2 separate regions of the Homo sapiens genome follow, and region 2 is linked to region 1. A link is a contact called in ENCODE Hi-C or POLR2A ChIA-PET data. All regions are on one chromosome and are shown on one strand. The core of a region is the stretch at or near the end of the contact, and the rest is flanking DNA. Distances in the headings are between cores, read along the strand shown. Region 1 holds the start of TRG-AS1 (T cell receptor gamma locus antisense RNA 1). Region 2 holds the start of RALA (RAS like proto-oncogene A).

Evidence for each region. Hi-C counts contacts between places; a loop is a spot of excess contacts on that map. ChIA-PET counts read pairs that join two places held with the same protein, here RNA polymerase II (POLR2A). Pooled maps may share reads with other maps.
Region 2: a loop to region 1 is called in a map with no recorded cell type, with 6 times the contacts of the local background. The contact joins the promoter of RALA here to the enhancer-like site in region 1. A Hi-C loop is called at or near these places in 1 of 168 maps with a recorded cell type or tissue (CD8-positive, alpha-beta T cell), 1 of 37 single-sample maps with no recorded cell type and 2 of 50 pooled maps. POLR2A ChIA-PET finds 5 or more read pairs at or near these places in 1 of 52 experiments (OCI-LY7).

What each region holds. Positions count from the first base shown.
Region 1 is chr7:38,341,285-38,346,376 of GRCh38, reverse strand. It overlaps TRG-AS1 (T cell receptor gamma locus antisense RNA 1), which reads right to left and starts at 4,956. Exons shown (of 4, transcript NR_040085.2): 1 at 4,578-4,956; 2 at 250-356. It also overlaps TRG and the pseudogene TRGV5P. Within about 2 kb of position 1,401, at least 3 of the 41 ENCODE cell types and tissues checked have a DNase peak (open chromatin) inside an H3K27ac peak, as active enhancers do; they include CD8-positive, alpha-beta T cell and OCI-LY7, where a contact is called at or near this core.
Region 2 is chr7:39,619,938-39,625,235 of GRCh38, reverse strand. RALA (RAS like proto-oncogene A) reads right to left here and starts at 1,664. Exons shown (of 5, transcript NM_005402.4): 1 at 1,411-1,664. LOC107986785 (a long non-coding RNA gene) reads left to right here and starts at 1,759. Exons shown (of 2, transcript XR_001745175.2): 1 at 1,759-2,803; 2 at 3,622-5,298. RefSeq lists silencers at 461-510, 1,105-1,614 and an enhancer at 941-1,788.

The DNA of each region.
Region 1 (5,092 bases), core at 152-2,651:
TTCTGAGGGTAGGGATGACAAATAAAATATACAATACGCAGAGAATTGGAAGTTCAGATAAATAACAAGTTTTTAGTTTAAGTATGTTCCAAATGTTGCATGACATGGCACCCAGTACTACTTTAAAAACAAACAAGCAAACAAACAAACTCACATTCCTACTTAATGAACAAAAATCCTCTAATAAGGAGGTCACACACACAGGATTACAGGCACAACTCACCCCCCCCAACACACACACACATTTACCTTAGAGCAGAGTCCAAGACACACCAACACACATGATCCTCAGTCCTTTTAATTTAAAGCACGTTCAACCCTTCTCAGAGTGGCCTTGAGTGGTTGCCTCCATGTGTCTGCAGATGCGAAAAGGAACTTGGTTCAGGGCCCTAATCAGAGGCTTCCTGTCAGGACAAGGTCCTGGCATCAGCATTAGCTGCTGCAACTCTGAAGGGCAGGGTAGGAGCCTGTTGTGGGACTGCCCCCTCCAAGGTCTGAGCCTGTTAATTCCAGGGTCAGCTTCCCCTAAATCTGCAGTCCCTCTGCTGGAGGCCTGAACTCTCAATGCCCCTGCCTCCCTTCTGCCCTGGGCCTGCTCTCAGCTGCCACAAGAGGGCGCCGAAGAAAGGGCCTGAGGAGACACAGGAGCTCCTCTGCAGGTCCTCCCAGGAACCACCCCTTCTGGGAGGAAGGCTTGGGAGTCCCCTAAGACACATCCTCAGTCACTTCTCTCTGCCTGTGTCTCAGGAATACCAGCTCCTCCTACTGTCTTCTGTGCTAGGGATCACTTCCTTGTTGAGTGGGACCTGAGTTTTGAGAGGATCTTCTACTCCTTTTCATCTGGTCCCTTTCCTTCCAAGGCCCCAGAAAGGAAGGCATGCGGTGAGCCCTAGCGGTGCTTCTAGCTTTCCTGTATCCTGGTGAGTGTGCTGCCTACAGAGAGGCTCACAGGTTGGGTTTTGTTTTGTTTTCTTCTTTTGAAAGGGGTGCCATACAAAGGAATACCTCATTATATTTTATGTTTTTCCCATTGCAGCCAGTCAGAAATCTTCCAACTTGGAAGGGAGAATGAAGTCAGTCACCAGGCCGACTGGGTCATCTGCTGAAATCACTTGTGACCTTACTGTAATAAATGCCGTCTACATCCACTGGTACCTACAGCAGGAGGGGAAGACCCCACAGCATCTTCTGCACTATGATGTCTCCAACTCAAGGGATGTGTTGGAATCAGGTCTCAGTCTTGGAAAGTATTATACTCATACACCGAGGAGGTGGAGCTGGAATTTGAGACTGCAAAATCTAATTGAAAATGATTCTGGGGTCTATTACTGTGCCACCTGGGGCAGGCACAGTGATTCAGATCTGCCCTACACCACACTGAACATCTGCCTTGTGGCTGCCTCTGGTACACAAGATAGAGCCGCCCCCTCTCATTTCCTGCCACCAAATTTACTGTATTCTGAACAAGAGAAAGACAGCTTAACTCCTGATCTCCCTCCTAATATCACACTGTCCTGGCAGCAGCTGCACCCTGTTCCCTACCCCTCCCCCACAACTTTCCTGAAGATCAAGCTGCCATCTCCGGGCCTCAGTTAAGCAGCCTGGCTGAGAGTAAGGTTCTCTCAGCTCTCCTAGGACATGGGGGAGGCCCACTCACTCTGCTTCCTATGACAGACAGGTACAACTAGGGTCCAGCTGCGAATCTAGATATTTTGGACAGCAAATAGGAAGGTTATTTATACTGAATCATTTATCCAGTCATGGTCCAGAGATCACAGCTGAGAGTGGTGCTTATTCCTTATGTCTATAACAATATAAGCAATAGTATAATGACCACTAAAACACTAGGCCTAGGTATGCAGTTGAACATTCTCTCCCTCTGCCCTCCCTTTTATTCTCTCTCTCTTTTTTCTTACTTCTTTGCTTGTTTTTATTTTTCTCTCCCTCCCTAACTCCCTCCCTCCATCCATCCTTTCCTCCCTTCCTCCCTTGTTTCCTTCCATCCATTCTCCTTCCTTGTTTTCCTCCTTCCTTCCTTGTTTTTCTCTCTCTTTCTTTCCTTTTTGGGTACATAATGAGAATACTTTTTCCACAAAATCATTTGAAATAATTTTTCTCTATTTGTTCATGCCAACATTTATACAGCTAGTTTAACTGTTCAGTTTTCATTTTTACATTTTGGAAATTTGTTGTATTACTTTGTTTTGTTTCAAATCTGTTTTGTATATATAAAATATTTACATGGAACTGAAGTCAAAATCATAAAAGGTGATGCATTTGAAGATTTTAGCTTCCATTGTAGATTTCTTGTTCCTCTTTTCTCCCTGACACTACAGGTAACAATATTTTTGTCAGTTCACTTGAGCTGTTTCACTCTGTTTGTCATAGCAGAGTATGTATTGTTTCTATTTCAATGCCATATTTATATTTTCATTCTGATATTTGGTTTTTATACATTTTAATAAATCTTATATTTTCCTGTGTCTGGATTGTGTGTCTTACTTCTAAAGGTGCACATACTTCATAAGTATGCATAAAGACGTCCATATCATTTATTTGAATGTTTTTATGTGTTGATTATTTAATGATGGCATCATTGATCCATCAGGAATTTTTATACAATAATTACTGTATTAATAACAATAATACTGGCCACGCCCGGTGGCTCATGCATGTAATCCCAGCATTTGGCCAGTCCAGTCATTAGGATCACTTAGGCCGGGAGATTTGGACCCGCTCAGCCAACATGGTGAAACCCTGTCTCTACTAAATATACAAAAAATTAGCCGGCTGTTGTGGCGCACACATGTAATCCCAGCTACTTTGGATGCTGAGGCAGGAGAATTTCTAGAGCCAGGAAGGTGAAGGTTTCAGTGAGCTAATATCACACTACTACAGTCCAGTTTGGGCAATAGAGTGAGACTCTGTCTCAAAAAAATGAATAATGATAATAATAATATTGATGGTACATATGGGTGCTGACATTCTGGTAGTTAATGTACTAAGCACATTGCATGCACATTTTATTTAATCTACACAGAAACTTCATTAAGGGTTTAAAGTACCGTTGAATGTAACATAAGAAATTGGGGGGTTAATTAACATTCCCTAAGTCATATACTTTAATTTAATAATGATGGCAATCCAAGCTCTGTGGTTCTGAAAATGAGATTTGTTAATTTGATTTGCATTCCCCCATCTTTAGGAGTACTAGCAATATTTGACAACGTTATAGGTCATTTATAGTTCTTCTTTTGAGAATCGCCTTGTGATACTCTTTGCCTATTCTCCTTTTGGAGGATTAATTTTTTCTTATTGGTTCGTAAGAATTAATATATACTATTTTAGAGATACTGACCCTTTATCCAATGTGTTGAAGATATTACTCCTCATGTGTTATTATTTACATTTGGCACCTATGGTGAATTGAACTTTGAAAAATAAAATAATATCTGTCCATTTTTCTAGGGTGTCTAGTTTGATGCCAGGCTTAGAAAGGCCAATCTCACCTAGAACTTCTATGCAATTCATCATCGTTTAAGTCTAATGATTTTCATTTTATTACAACTAAATCACTATTTGTAACTAGTAAGGTAGAAATGCAACAATATTTGTTTCCATACAGTAAGTCAATACCAAAAAGAGAACTTATTAAATAATTGACTATTTCCTTGTGAATATTAATATATCACTTTATCACATGATAAAATATTACATACATGCAGCTCTCTTACTGCATTTTCCACTGTGTTCCATGAATCTTCTCATTCTAGTGCCAGTATTGCCCTCTCTTCAGCACTGTAGCTTTATAGTTCTTTTCACATTCTGATGAAGTTTCTCTCATTTTTTTGTTTTAAGAATTTTCTGTGCATTCTAGTGTGATCTCAATCCTCTCCCTTCCCAGTTTTAAACCGTGAGACTTCTGTCCAGCAAGACTTTTTCACGCTCCAAGGCAGGCAAGCTTCCCTCCTTCACAGGGACCCGAGAACTCAGCTTTCAGAGCTGTTCCTGCGGAAGCCTCATGTCCTCCACGTGTGCTCCAGAGGCAGAGGGAGACCAACTGGAGCCCCTTCCCTTTCTCATTCCCAGCTGTGATGACAGCAGAAACTGCAAAATTTGAGCTAGGACAACACAACAACCAAGAGAGACATTGTTCTACATCTCATTATGCATATTTCAAACATGTGTCTCTATATACTTCTTACAGAGGTGGTGGTAATCTGTGCATGCCCTACTGAATTTTCACAATTATATTACTGTACTTGTTTTGTCCCCTTATTTCCATCTGTGAATCCAGGTGCACTGCAGATATTAGTCTGCTTTCTGAGGGTAGGGATGACAAATAAAATATACAATACCCAGGGAATTTGGAAGTTCAGATATATAACAAGTTTTTAGTTCAAGTATGTTCCAAATATTTCATGACATGGCACCCAGTACTACTTTAAAAACAAACAAGCAAACAAACAAACTTACACTCCTACTTTAATGAACAAAAATTGTCTAATAAAGAGATCACACCCACAGGATTACAGGCACCCCCCCCCCCGCCCCCCGCCACACACACACACATTTACCTTAGAGCAGAGTCCAAGGCCCACCAACACACATGATCCTCAGTCCTTTTAATAAAGAACATTCAACCCTCCTCAGAGTGGCCTTGGGCAGTTGCCTCCAAGTGTCCTTGCAGATGTGAAAAGGAAGTTGGTTCACAGCCCTAATCAGAGGCTTCCTGGCAGGACAAGGTCCTGGCATCAGCATTAGCTGCTGCAACTCTGAAGGGCAGGGTGTGAGCCTGCTGTGGGACTGCCCCCTCCTAGGGCTGGGCCTGCTGACTCCAGGGGTCAGCTTTCCCCATATCTGCACTCCCTCTGCTGGAGGCCTGAACTCTCCATGCCCCTGGCTCTCTTCTGCAGAGGGCCTGCTCTCAGCTGCCACAGAGGGTGCTGCAGAACTGGCCTGAGCAGAGAGGCAGGAGCTCCTCTGCAGGTCCTCCCAGGCACCACCCTTCTGGAAGGAAGGCGTGGGAGTCCCCTAAGACACATCCTCAGTCACTTCTCCCTGCTTGTGACTCAGGAAGACCAGCCTTCCC
Region 2 (5,298 bases), core at 415-2,914, 1.3 Mb before region 1:
ACACGAAGTAAAGTCTGTAAGTGGCAAGAACCTAAAACAAAACAAACAGCCTAGCCCAACAAAAATAAGCAACTCCTGGATGGTGACTGTGAGATAACCTATACACTCATTCATTCAGTGCAGAAATGTGTGAACAGCTTCTATGTTCAAGGCATACTGCATAGAAACAGTCATAAGTAGGACATGGCTCCTGCCCTAAAGAAATCCAAGGTCAAAAAACGGTGTTGTCAGATAATACTTCACAATAATAGTGTATTATTTTAATACAGGAGTCGGTTTAGAATAATATTGTATTACCAGAGACAGAAAAACATGAGCTAATAAGACACACTGAAATACATTAATAAACATACTGTAAGAGTTTACCAATGAAATCTGTTATCCAATTTCTGGAATATGATTAAAGTTGCAATTTACTTTCTGGAAAAGAATTAACTTATGATACATGTTTTATAAAGGTTGTTCCCCCCCCACACCACACAATTTGTAAATTAGGTGCTTTTCAGCTTGACACGTAGGGCGTGGCACGGGACTTCTCACACTACCTCAGCCACACTTGGATGAGCTCTTACAAGTCTGGACATTCAGGTTTCCGAGCACAGGCCAGTTAACTCCCTAATTCTCCCTAAATCCTGAAACAACACTGCCACCCCTGTGTGCCGTCACCCCCGTCTACTTAAACACATATATCCAGGCTAAAGCATGCCAATCACATCTTCCACTTCTGGAAATCTTTCAGAAACGAACCACAGAGGAAACACCTCTCTCCCAAAATGTATTCTCTTCCTCATATTAGAAGCTAGATTACCTGAAAATGGGCTAAAGCTGTGCAAGCGCCCAAGGCCAGGTATTCAGTTCAGTGCGGAGAGTCTAATGACTTTAAGTCTGAAAAACCATTCCTTTAACTGGCAAAAAAAAAAAAAAACACAAACAAACAAAACAAACAAACAAAAAACCCTGGCGGAGATGCTTAAAAAGCAGCGGCTCTAGCACAGGCAAGGAGTGGAAAGAAAGGGAAGGAGGGGAGAGGGGTGGAGTGAGGCGCGGGGACTGCGGCGGCAGCGGGTTGCCCCAGGTCGCGGGCACCGCCCGGGCGGGAACTTGGGCGCCGTGGACGAAAGGTGCGGGGTGACCTTCGGACGAGGCCAACTGAGACCGGCTGCCGGGCGCAGGGGACCTCTCCGCAGCCGCTCACTCTCGGGGGCTCACTCGCCCCACAGCGGCGAACGCGGTGCCCCGGATTCCAGCCGGGCTCATCTCGCAGCTCGTCCCCGGGCAGAACGTGGGATGTGCAATCTCGGCAGCCCGAACCCGCGTCAGGGCCTCGGCCCGCCGCCGCCCGGACACACCCCCGCCGCCGCCCGGGTGGCCCCAGTCCCTCCCCGGGCGGCCCGAGCGGGCATCGCTCACCTGCACCGCGAGCCAGTCCGCCGCCCCGAGGGCTCCGGAAGCCGCGGCTGCGTGGCTCCGGCCGGAGGGTACTCGGTCCTTGTCGCCTGGAAGGCCCCGCGCCGGGAGCGGTCGAAGGAGGAGTCTGACGGGTGGCGGGGGAGCCTGGGCGGCTGGAGGAGGAGGAGGAGGAGGAGGAGAAGGAGGAGGAGGACTCCGACGCTTTGCTCTGGGGAGATCCACCCTCCTCCTGGCGGCTCTGCAGCAGCCGCCACAGATCACTTCCGGGGCGCTGGGGAGCGGGGCGGGGCAGCTGGGGAGCGACTTCCTGTCCGTGGGCTGAGAGGAGGGTGATCATGGGCCTGGGCCGCAGAACAGTGGCTCGGAGGGCGCAGGCTGCCCGGCCTCCGCCCCCTGCAAGCTGAGGGCTGTCCGCGCTGTCTTTCCGACGGCCCCACCCCCGGCTCTCTGAGCTCCGCGAGGTGAAGTCATCTCCCGGGGGCTCGGGAGTGGCCGCGGGCCTCGCGGAGGTTCCCGGATCTCGGCGTCGTTGCCGCGGTGTCCTTGTCTTTCTTTTGGGGACCAGGAGGGGGTTCTTGGGGGAAGGAGGGGAGAGCGGAGGCCGCCATCTTGCTTCTAGAGGGTCAGCTCATGTTCCCTGGGCGTCTCAGGGTTGAGGCCGCTCGTGTGGCGTGGCCGGGGGTATTCAGAGCGGAGCTGGCGACGTGGCTTGTCACGGGCCAAATCCCAGGAGGCGGGTCAGCCGCCTACCCTGGCTGGAGGGTCTCGTGGCTGCCCTGGGCCTCATCTAACTGCTGATCCCCTGGAGAATTCGCTTTCTCGGACGGTCTGCGAGTTCTTTCTGAGGGGTGTCGGACCCCCCTGCGACTCTGCAGGTGTCGGTGTGGCACTGAGATCATCTTGCGGCCCCATGGCACTGTGATTTGGTAGCTTGTGAGAAGTAGTTTCACTAAATCCGTAAATTTAAGTTAGCAGCTACAGATTCTTATGTCTTGACATTTATTCGCTTATCTCTCTTTGCTCCCCACAAATTGAGTACCAACTATATTCCTGGTATGAGCCATTCAAGGAATGTCCAGTCTAGTGGGCAGACATACATGAAAGCAAATCATTGCTATTGGAAGTATGGTTTATCAAGATGTACAGCGTGAAGAATGGATAGCTTTACTAACGTAGGTTAGAGTTTTAAAGATAAATAGGCATTTTCTACTACAAAAATAGGGGTGGGATGGCAAATCCGGATCCGAACAGAAAGGAGATGCAGCACGGGGACAAATAATTTGTTGAGAAGAATGAGTAATAATTACAGGTCTTGAAGTTCAAACTTAGGTTGCTGAAGAAGATGAGGCTGGAGAAGAAAACAGGAGCCAAATCACGAATCGTCTATGCCTTGGTGAGGCAATGAGTGGACAGATTACAATTTAAGCTATTCTTCTGTTGGTAGAGAACAGATAACTTGGGGGGGTGGAGGTGGGGGGGCAGAGAAGGATAAGCAGAGAGCCCACAAGGGGGCCATTGCAGAAGCCAGTAAGAGAAAACTTAAGGACCCTGTGTGAATGGTAGTGAGCATCCAAAGGAGATGGATTCCTAAAATATTCAAGAGGCCATATCAACTGGTAATTGGTTGCTAGGGGCAGCTGCCAGATAGGAGAATGGAAGAGGCAATGATGATGCCTTGTTTTGCTTTGAGGGAGGGGCAGGATAAGGGTGTATTTTACTAAATAAGATAAGGAAGAGTTAGGATGAGTCCTGGGAGGGGACATTTTTGCAGAAAAAAAATGAGTTCAGTTTTGGAGTTGATGAGTGAAGTAAGAGTGGTGCTGTCTAATGGTGGTTGCTATATGGGTCTAGAGCTCTAGGGAGGAGCTGGGCTGAAGTTGGAAACACCACAGGTTTAGATGACCATAACCAAGCTGACTGCAGTCTTACGTCATTGAGCACAGTTTCAAAACCACTTCTCCTTTCTCCCTGCCTTTACTTGGGAAAATTACTGAAATACTGCATTAAAAAACCCAATATGGTGATATGTGTCCATCCATAGACCAATATTCTAATGTTTAATGGTCTTCTAAGGACCCTAAAGGTCAGGTTTAGCAGAAACTGGATGTAACAGTGGTAACTATTAATAGTATAGCATCATTAACTCATAAAATGAAATATTATCTATGTTTATATTTTAATATTTTAATTTTTTTCTTTTTTATTCTGTAGGAATTGCTCCATTCCAATAAAAATATTTTAAATTTAATCATTGACAACAGTTAAGCTGGCCATAGGCTGAGGATTGAGGATGGTGGGTTGCACAAATATCTGCTGAATGGAGAGCTAGAAGGAGGATGACTTCAAGAAGAGTCAGCAATAGGAACGCAATGAAAGACAACCTCAAATTCATTAGTCAGCCTGTCTCAGCTGCTTTTTGGTGGCTCACAGCTATGCTAACCTAGCATAAAGCAGTGAGAAATAGAATACTTCATTTTGAGCAGAGCTTCAGAAAACCACAAATAGTAAAAGCCCTATAAATAATAGCTACAGCTGCAAACCAAAGACTAATTATTAGTTTTTAACTCTATATCCCTGTAGAGCAGCATTTTTGAACACACAAAAAAAGAGAAACGCGTTCACTTACGTCTTAGATTATTTAAATACAGTATTCTCAATTTGTCTAGGATAAAAAAGCATTTAGGTGTATTGAACAACCATATAATGGATAATATACTGAACAGGAAATGAGAATAATTAGCTTGAGTCCCTTTTTTGTCAGTTGTTCACCGTATGACCCTAGCAATGTTACTTAACCTCTCTATGCCCTAGTTTCTCTGACTGTAAAATAGAGATAATAATAACTTTCTATCAGCCGCCTCTCAAAGATATTATAGGAAATAACAAATTAATGCTATGAAAGCTCTTTGAGGTACTTGGATGAAAGGGCATAATTGTAAGTACATATTATTAGTAATTAGCACTAATATCCAGTAGCACCCATGAGCATTCCTGACTTTGCTGCCTGGATTACTCAAAGAACATGAAGGATCCTGTTTTGAAATACACTTAGATCTTTTTTCTTAACTTGTGAATTGACTTTACTATTTATGATCAAACCTTGTGTATTAACAAATATAGTTAATGAAAGAGGGAAGTAAAAAGAAGTTTTGGTAACCACAACTTTTATATTCATGCTACTCATAGCTAATATATGCTTTGGGGGAAAATACAGGGTAGATAGGGATTTGCCAGAAGCATGTTTTAGAATTAATGATTAGTCTACTCCAGTCAGTTAACTGGAATTTTGTATTAAAAACATTATTCATGTCCCCATAGAATAATGCAGTCCCTATAGAATTTATAGACAGTTACATGTTTGACACAATTAAGTTGAACATTCCTGTGAAACTCTGTCATTCTCATCACTGTTTAATCACAAACATGTAATGAAATATATAGACTTGTGAAGTTTTGTCCAATGTCTATCCCTAAAGTAGATGAGAATTTTTTCCATTAAATTGGTGACTTCAGTATTTCCTTTAGAGAGGTGTATGCATAATGTAAACATTTAAATGTATTCATGACTACATAATGTGCATGTTTATTTTTATACACTTGCTTATATACCAATTTATAAAATTATCATATAATGTATATTAACTATACATCTGGGAACAGCAATGACAAACAAGGCTTCTTTGTGTTTTAGGGCCAGATAAGAAAGTAATTGGTTAATAGCCATTTGTCACCACTGGTGAAAAATCAACTCAAAATCATGTTTTATTATTTATTAGAGTTATGAGCATTATCTATAAGATTCATGACACCATGACTTGGTGTGGTGGCTCACACCTGTAATCCCAGCATTTTGGGAGGCCGAGGCATGTGGATCGCTTGAATACAGGA